Linked DNA regions of Homo sapiens: regions 2 and 3 are each linked to region 1. The links are chromatin contacts, found by Hi-C in ENCODE. All regions are on one chromosome and are shown on one strand. The core of a region is the stretch at or near the end of the contact, and the rest is flanking DNA. Distances in the headings are between cores, read along the strand shown.

Region 1 (2,744 bases), core at 125-2,624:
TATTGCCAGAGGATTCAATACCTATTCTGTGCTTAAATTTAACCATGAGCAAACCCACGTCTTACACAAACATATGCAGATTCTCCATCCACATTTATATTAGATATACCTCAAACCCACACAGGCAGACATAGACATACACAGACAATTAACATGTAATTGTCTCCCAAATGCAGACATTTGGAGTAAGGTTTAGCACCACAAGCTAACATCCATGCTTGTTTTGCTTGGGTTTTGGGGTTTTTCAGTAGGGGAAAGTAGAGTATGGTAGAGGGTGGATGGTGCAGAGGCCAGAAGCCTTCCTATTCATTCTAACAAGAATCTAAGAAGTGGAGGGGGCCTGCTTATTTAAAGAAGGCTCCCCAGCTAGCTATTCCTGATAACCCACGGCCATGGAACCTCTCACCGATCCTACCTCCTCCCACCCTATCCTCCTGTAAAGCACCCCCATTTTGTACACCCAGACACTCTGAGCAGCTGTTTCCCTCCTTCCCCAGATGCCAAGCACAAAGAACTGGCCAAGGCACAGGAGTAGCCTCGAACTTCAGAGGCCCACCTTTCACCCTGCTGCCCTCACTCTGGTGCACAACTTGCACGCGGAGACAAACTGGAACCAGCCTCACAGGGTGCGCACCGATCCTAAGAGGTGGACACCCCATCTAAGCCTCAGGCTCAGGCACCTTGATATCAGTCCCTGGAGGCTAAAGGGGTCCACACCTGTTTCCCAGGCCCGACAGACCGGCTACACACCTGTTCCGCCCGGGAGTGGGGAGGGGCATGACACCCGCCGCCTAGGCTCACAGTCGGGGGAGCGGGCGCGCCAGTCCCTCAGCCTAATTGCCGCACGACTGTAACAGGACAGAATGAGGCTTGCAATTATAGTCGCAAAGTAGATAGGGAACTGAGGGGTTACTGGCCCTTTGCAGAAAGGGAGAGATACACAAATACATCACCGGAGTCACTGGATTTAGTGATACCTCAGCCCCTTCCAGGTTTGGAGCCAATAAATCCCTTTTTACTTAAGCCCATTTGAATTTTCACATTCATTTGGAACCAGTAAGTGGAAATTGCCCGACCCAGTTCCGGGCCAACGTACGACACGCCCCTCCACTCGAGAATCAACCCCGCCCGGCCCGTGGCTCGGGTCCGGTTAGCCCGTCAGGGGCTGCTCTGTTCGCTCCCCGAGGTCCCGCCGCTGTCGCGCGGGGAGGAGACGCCGAGGCTCAGAGACCTGTCGCGCGCTCTCCTCCTACCCTGAATACGGCCCCTCAATCCTGTCTCCTTCCACGGGCCCGCTCTCTGGAAACTCGTTACCTGAGCTTGCTGCCATTCCGGCCGTGGACCGCCGGCCCACGTGACCGCACCCACTGCTCTAGCCTCACGCACGCGCACTACCTACCACTGCGGGCAGCGCTTCCGCTTTCCTCCTCGCACTGCTCCCCCTCCTGGGCGGTCCGCGCCTCTTCACCACGCCCCTATTTAAAGGGCCAGAGATACGCCGTCTTCCCCCCTACGGAAAAAATGGGTGATTCACATCTTGAGGACCAAGAGAATGGAAACGTCGAAAGAGTAGCGCAGACAAATAAATAACAGTCCTTGAGGTGAGAGGAGAAAGCTCCTCCTTTAAGAAAGTGAACTTACTTGCAGCCAGCCCAGAAGGGAAGTTGATTCCCTGCCTTTTGGAGTTTGCAACCAGTAAATTTTTTTTAACTTTTTTTTTTTTTTAAAAGATGAACTCAGAATTGCCTATTTATTGTGTCAAATAAGTACAATAGGCACACACATACTAAAATACCAACTATTATCTTGTAATATATCATCAGTGTTGCTCCCCAAAATACATCTTAACACCAAAAATACAGGAGAAACATAGTCTCAAATAAAGGAAACATCTGAAAAATGAACAAAAACGTATGCTTATTTCTCTTATCGCTCCTGAAGAAAGGTGAAAGCTTTCAGAACAGACTGGTTTCTAGAGTCATCACTGTACGTAACATTAGCCCCAGGACACAGATTTTAGGCCTGCTGGGGGCTATATAGGTCAAGAAAACAGGAGGAAGAACACCAGAAGATACTCTTGGAAGGAGATACAGAAAATATTCGGTTGGGCAGACATTTTTGAGCATCAGCTAGGTTCACTAGACTTCTGGGCCTTCAGAAGACCCGAAGGTGTTGCCCTGTCCTCCAGGTATTTATTTTCTAAGAATTCAGTGTACAGACATAACAAAATACAAGGCAGGCTGTTTTGAGTAATATAAAGAAAGACATTGAACCACCATTTTCGCACAGACAGGGGGAAAGGGTGAAACACTCAAGGAAGGATGTGGTATCTTGTCAGGGCCTTGAAGGATTTCAGTAGCAGAGAGCAGGGAGAATGCCTAGCTGAGGGAAGGGTGGGATCAAAGGCAGTACAAAGCAAGTTTGGGAACTAGTTATTGGCCTGATGTAGCCGTGGTGTGGCCAGTGGCTTTCAACCTTCTTTTAATCATCCCTCACAGTAAGAAATACATTTCAGGCCAGGTGCGGTGACTCATGCCTGCAATCCCAGCACTTTGGGAGGCTGAGGCAGGTGGTCAGGAGTTCAAGACCAGCCTGACCAACATGGAGAAACCCTGTCTCTACTAAAAATACAAAAATTAGCCAGGTGTGGTGGCATGCACCTGTGGTCCCAGCTACTCGGGAGGCTGAGGCAGGAGAATTGCTTGAACCCAGGAGGCAGAGGTTGCAGCAGTGAGCCAAGATTG
Region 2 (2,744 bases), core at 122-2,621, 930 kb after region 1:
TATCCCCAGGTTTAACATATCACCTGACACACTGTAGGTGCTTAATAAGAGCTTATGGAATGAATGAAGTGCTATTGCAGAGATAAGCATAAAGCGGTATGTGAGTACAAAGGAAGGGAATCTAAATTGGAGTGGAGGTCTGGGAAAGGCCTCCTGGAAGAGGTGACACTTGAGGCTGACCTGAAGGACAAGTCGGTTAGATGTTTCAAGTGGTGAGAACGGTAGCATGAATGCTCAGCAGTGGGAACGCGGATGGTGCCTTTGAGTAATGGCCAATGACTGTATGGCTGCAGCTAGGGTCGGGGGGAATGGAATGGCAGGGAATCAAGCTAACTGACAGGTAGTTGAGGGATGGATTATGAAAAAGTGAAAGCCCGCTTTTCATTTCAGGCTTGGATTTTGTGTTTATTTACTTATTTATTTATGAGAAAGGGTCTCACTCTGTTGCCCAGGCTGGCACGATATCGGCTCACTGCAACCTCCCGAGTTCAAGTGATTCTCCCACCTCAGCCTCTCGAGTAGCTGGGATTACAGGTTTGCGCCACCACGCCCAGCTAATTTTTGTATTTGTATTTGTAATTTTTTTGAGACGGATCTCGCTCTGTCACCTAGGCTGGAGTGCAGTGGTCCAATCTCGGCTCACTGCAACCTCCGCCTCCCAGGTTCAAGCAATACTCCTGCCTCAGCCAACTGAGTAGCTGGGATTACAGGCCCCTGCCACCATGCCCGGCTAATTTTTGTATTTTTAGTAGAGACGGGGTTTCACCATGTTGGCCGGGCTGGTATCGAACTCCTGACCTCAGGTGATCCGCCGGCCTCGGCCTCCCAAAGTGCTGGGATTAAAGGGGTGAGCCACCCCGCCCGATAGGCTTGGACTTTGTTAAAGGCATACAGAATAACACGAAGTGGTGAGATGCAGAAAAAAGTAGTAATTTAAGAAAACTTGGCTTGCCACGTTGGTTCCTCTAGGGACCAGCCCTGCAACTCCGGGCAAGTCCTATCCCCTCTGACCAGAGGCAAAGTGAAACAGTGATGACATCTACCTCTAGCAGTGCTGTGACGATTAAATGCGATCTTAGGCAAAGCGCCTGGTATGTGCCGTTACTCGAAAAAATGACAGTTGTCCCTCTTCGCTCTGGCCCCATCCTCCTCATCTGCAAATGCCGGGAGGCCGGGCCACTCTCGCAGGTCGCTCCCGGAGCCAGCTGAGCAGTGGGAGGGGAAGCGGTGGGACAGAAGGGCGCCAGCCAGTCGTCCGGGCACCGTGGCTGGTTCGGCTGCCGCTCAGCCGCGCGGGGGCGCTCTAGACTGCTCCTCGTGCTCTATGGTGTTGCCTTCGCCCCGGAAGTAGTTGCGCAGCTGGGGTTGGTAAGGTCGGGCCATGGTGGGGCAGAGGTTGGGAAGATGGCGTGGCGAGGCTGGGCGCAGAGAGGCTGGGGCTGCGGCCAGGCGTGGGGTGCGTCGGTGGGCGGCCGCAGCTGCGAGGAGCTCACTGCGGTCCTAACCCCGCCGCAGCTCCTCGGACGCAGGTAATAGCCGCCGCGCTCTGGTCTTCTCGCCTCTTGGTCCCTGAGCTCTGGCCGTGTATCCTCGGGGGCGGAGGCCGTCTGGGCCTCTTGTGCTGGCCCCAGCTCACCCCCTTCACCTTACCTGCCCCTTCTCTCTCCTCTCTCGCCTCCGTCCAGTCCTCGCTTCTCGCTCCCCTTGCCCAGCCCAGCCCCCCGCGAGCCTGCGCTTTCTCCTTTCCCATTGGGAAGGACGTGACTGGAAGGGGAACTAAGCTGAGGGTTCATTGCGTGCCACACTTCATAATCGCGAGTGGAAACTGTTGAGCCAGTTTCTGAAGTGAAGAAGTTAGTACAGCTGGCAGAATGGCGGTTTTTATTCTTTTTCCATCTAATTATAAAGGTTGTGTTCCATTACAACCAGTCGCCTTCTTTAGCTTGTGATCTAAGGGAGGACGAAGTCTGATGGAAGGTATCACTTTGTGTCTGGCAAAGTCGTAGGAGAGGCTTTATTGTTGAATTGAGACAGTGGAAGATTTCGTTTCCGGTTGATTTGGAAAGAAAACTGCCGAACCTTCCGAGTAGAAGTGTGAAGCGTATGGTTGATCAGTATTGCTGATTTTTGCATCACAGTAATTCATTTCTAATTTGAGAGAGAAGAGAGAAATTCCTCACCTGTTTAAGAATCTGATGTGCATTTGGCTTTGAAAATTTTCCTCCTCTTTTGTTCAAAACTTCATTCCTTCCAATTTCTGACTTGGTTAGATGGGTGCCTCGAATCCACCTGATTGCTGATAAGAAACATTGTTTATCAACACGTGGGATAGTCAGTGGTAAATAATCGAGGCTCTAATGTGGCGGAGCCATTGCCTAATCTCAAGGATCACCTGAAGAGTTTGTATGGATTTTATGTCCCAGGCCTCACCCCAGTCCTCCCAAATCACAATCAGGAGAGGGGTGGGTGGAGTGGAAGAACCTATATGTCCGACAAGCATTCCAGGTGAATTTTATCAGGGACTTGTGAAAACTTTACATACATTGTATCTTCATACACTAACATAGATCTGTCAGGCACTAATCTTAAACTCCTGGGGAGGTGGAAAATGAGGACAGATGGAGGTGGTAATCCCATTTGAGATTGCATGGTTTAAGGGGGAAAGAAAAGATTAATACTGGCCGGGCGTGGTGGCTCACACGCCTGTAATCCTAGCACTTTGGGAGGCTGAGGCAGGTGGATCA
Region 3 (2,744 bases), core at 1-2,500, 510 kb after region 1:
AAGGAATTCCTAAACTAGGCCTCCACCAGGTTTGAAACAGTTTTACCTTATTCTCCCCAGGGGCCATGTTCTCATAGATTTCCTTCAGTTTGCCATAGTGTGGACGCAGAAATTTGAGAGGCTTGGGCACTGAAGTCATGGAAGTTGTAGAAGAACGAATCTGCCTTCGCAATTCCTCCAGCGCTGGTCGATACAGGGATGTATCCTTCTCCTGATCAAGAGACGACAGGGCTCAGACAAAAAGGAGTCACACCCCTTCAAGTCATAATACAGAGATATTTAACTTAACAACTCCTCCAAGGAAATGCTGTGTCTTATTCATTCATCTGTGATTCCTCAACTCCCTGCACCCTGCCTGGCACAAAAACAAATGACCCAAGTTAAGAGGTAAGAACTCTGCTTCTCCCACAAGAGAAAGCTGCAAAACTGTACAAATACCCTTTGTAACTCTCCTGCCTCCCAACATCATCATAACACTGACCCTAAAATACAGTCCACCGTACATAGCAGTTGCCTCAAAAAAGAATAAAACAAGTGGGAAAGATCCAAACATGCACCGAATCATGTTAACATCGTGACTCACCCCTAGTCGTTCCACGAGCATCTCCAGTTCATCTTGAAGCTGTTTATCCTCTTCAGACTGGAGGGTTGGGAGAAGCAGCTCATGAAGAGAAGGAATCCCAAAGACGTCCTCCTCCCACTTACCCGGGGCAGGTGAAGAATAAGCCTGCCTCCTTAGGAGGGGCCAGGTGGACAAGGAAACCGAGTGGGAATGGGAAGCCCTGGTGAGAAATCAGCCTGGGTTCTGAATCAGGCTCTACTTGAATGCCACTCTAGGAAACGGAGGTGACAATGACCTGCCCGAGTCCACTTCACGCGGCGGTGGTGAGGGTTGGTGGGGACGGCGGAGGTGACAGCGCGGAACGGAGAATGAGGAGCAGAGAGGCAAGGTGCCGGGAGTCCCGAGGGTCGCCCCAACCGCCCTCTCCCTGGCGCGGTGGGGTAGTTGGGTGTCGGGCCTGAGGCCTGCGGAGCCGCCGTGACTCAGCCCCGCAGCCTCCTTCGCCGACTCTCGGGGTCGCGCCTCACCAGCTCCTGTTCTTTGTCCTTGTCCCCGGCATCCCGCCGCTCCTTGCCGCTCGGCTTCTCGTCCGTGCCGCCGGGGGCCGCCGCTGGAGACTGCTGGGGCTGCACCGGCGCCTTGTCCCGGCCTCCCTCCTCCATCTCCGCCGCCACTGCCGGCCCGCTGCGCGCGCACCCGCTCGCACCGCCCTTTTTCCCAGACCAACTCGCGCGCGTCGGTCGCGGCGCCCCTCCTCCTCCAGAGCCCGCCTGCGACCGGAAACGCCGGGGCGAGCCGGGGCGCTCGGCGACCCACCCACCCCCTCGGCCTGAGAGCCCCGCCCTCGGACCCCGCCCTCGGAGGCAGGTGGAGACTACAATTCCCAGCCTCCCCCGCGCCATAGTCGCCCCTGGCCCCCGACCTCTTCGGAGTTTCCTGAAACCCGCGGGACTTGGCCGTGTGGGGTTTGGGTTCGCTCACTGCTGTAGATGGGCGGTCTGCGAGCGGAGTTACCGAGTTTTACTCCGCCACAGGTTTTTCTCATAACGGTGTAAATAGAACCCACAGTGACACTCCAGTTGACTGCGTGGCGCGACAGACAAACTAGATTTCTTGACGTCCAGGACGCTTGATTGCCGCCTGTATAAAGTCTGTGTAACTGTGTCTAGCCCCACACCACTGTGGAATATTAACCTCATTTGGTTTTGTTGTTGTTGTTGCTTTTGAGAAGGAGGCTCGCTCTCTCGCCCAGGCTGGAGTGCAGTGGCGCGATCTCGGCTCACTGCAAACTCCGCCTACCAGGTTCAAGTGATTCTCGTGCCTCAACCTCCCGAGTAGCTGGGATTACAGGCGCCCGCCACCACGCCCAGCTAATTTTTGTATTTTTTAGTAGAGACGGGGGTTTCACTATGTTGGCCAGGCTGGTCTCGAACTCCTGACCTCAAGTGATCTGCCCGCCTCAGCCTCCCAAAGAGCTGTAATTACAGGTGTGAACCACCGCGCCCGGCCTATTAACCTCATTTGATATTCCTCCCCAGTTGAAAGAGAGTACTCTGCTATTCCCGTGGCTACCATTTTAAATACTTTGGGGAGCCAGGTGGAGTTGACATCGATCAATAAAGCCCTGTGCTCCCCGCCAAGTTCTGGAGCTAAAAGCAGAACAAGACAAGGTCTTCGTCCTCTATCTTCTCGTCTTTCCCTGTGAAGCCTTAGAGGCGTGTGACTGACGCGCTTATGTCAGGACTGCTTTCGAGTGATTCCATGCACTTCTTACAATCTTTTGAGATTGGTAGGGTTAGGTCCATTTTACAGAGAAGATCATATCAAGTAGTAAAATGAGGATTTATTTTTTATTTTATTTATTTGTTTTGAGATAGTGTTTCTCTCCTGTTGCCCAGGCTGGAGTGCAATGGCGCAATCTCGGCTCACCACAACCTTCGCCTCCCGGGTGCAAGTGATTCTCCTGCCTCAGCCTCCCGAGTAGCTGGATAAAGAGGAGTTTTAGAAAAAAATCCCTCTACAGATGACTGAAGAAAGCATGAAAATGTATGGACACCGTGAAGCCAGAGATAGAATAGGCAGAACAGTTATGGACTGTTGAATTTTTGTGCCACCACGCCCGGCTAATTTTTGTATTTTTAGTAGAGACGGGGTTTCTCCATGTTGGTCAGGCTGGTCTCCA

Evidence for each region. Hi-C counts contacts between places; a loop is a spot of excess contacts on that map. Pooled maps may share reads with other maps.
Region 2: a loop to region 1 is called in a map of CD8-positive, alpha-beta T cell, with 12 times the contacts of the local background. The contact joins the promoter of PARL here to the promoter of VPS8 in region 1. A Hi-C loop is called at or near these places in 5 of 168 maps with a recorded cell type or tissue (CD4-positive, alpha-beta T cell, CD8-positive, alpha-beta T cell, esophagus muscularis mucosa and 1 more), 1 of 37 single-sample maps with no recorded cell type and 13 of 50 pooled maps.
Region 3: a loop to region 1 is called in a map of B cell, with 19 times the contacts of the local background. The contact joins the promoter of PSMD2 here to the promoter of VPS8 in region 1. A Hi-C loop is called at or near these places in 3 of 168 maps with a recorded cell type or tissue (B cell, CD8-positive, alpha-beta T cell and naive thymus-derived CD4-positive, alpha-beta T cell), 1 of 37 single-sample maps with no recorded cell type and 13 of 50 pooled maps.

Annotation. Positions count from the first base shown.
Region 1 is chr3:184,810,796-184,813,539 of GRCh38, reverse strand. It overlaps VPS8 (VPS8 subunit of CORVET complex), which reads right to left and starts at 1,374. Exons shown (of 48, transcript NM_001009921.3): 1 at 1,315-1,374. RefSeq lists enhancers at 1,247-1,446, 1,507-1,556.
Region 2 is chr3:183,883,507-183,886,250 of GRCh38, reverse strand. PARL (presenilin associated rhomboid like) reads left to right here and starts at 1,371. Exons shown (of 10, transcript NM_018622.7): 1 at 1,371-1,529. The coding sequence starts at 1,405. RefSeq lists enhancers at 922-1,151, 1,192-1,241 and silencers at 1,191-1,341, 1,452-1,611.
Region 3 is chr3:184,297,747-184,300,490 of GRCh38, reverse strand. It overlaps PSMD2 (proteasome 26S subunit ubiquitin receptor, non-ATPase 2), which reads right to left and starts at 1,250. Exons shown (of 21, transcript NM_002808.5): 1 at 1,090-1,250; 2 at 584-640; 3 at 47-211. The coding sequence starts at 1,224. RefSeq lists a silencer at 1,243-1,582.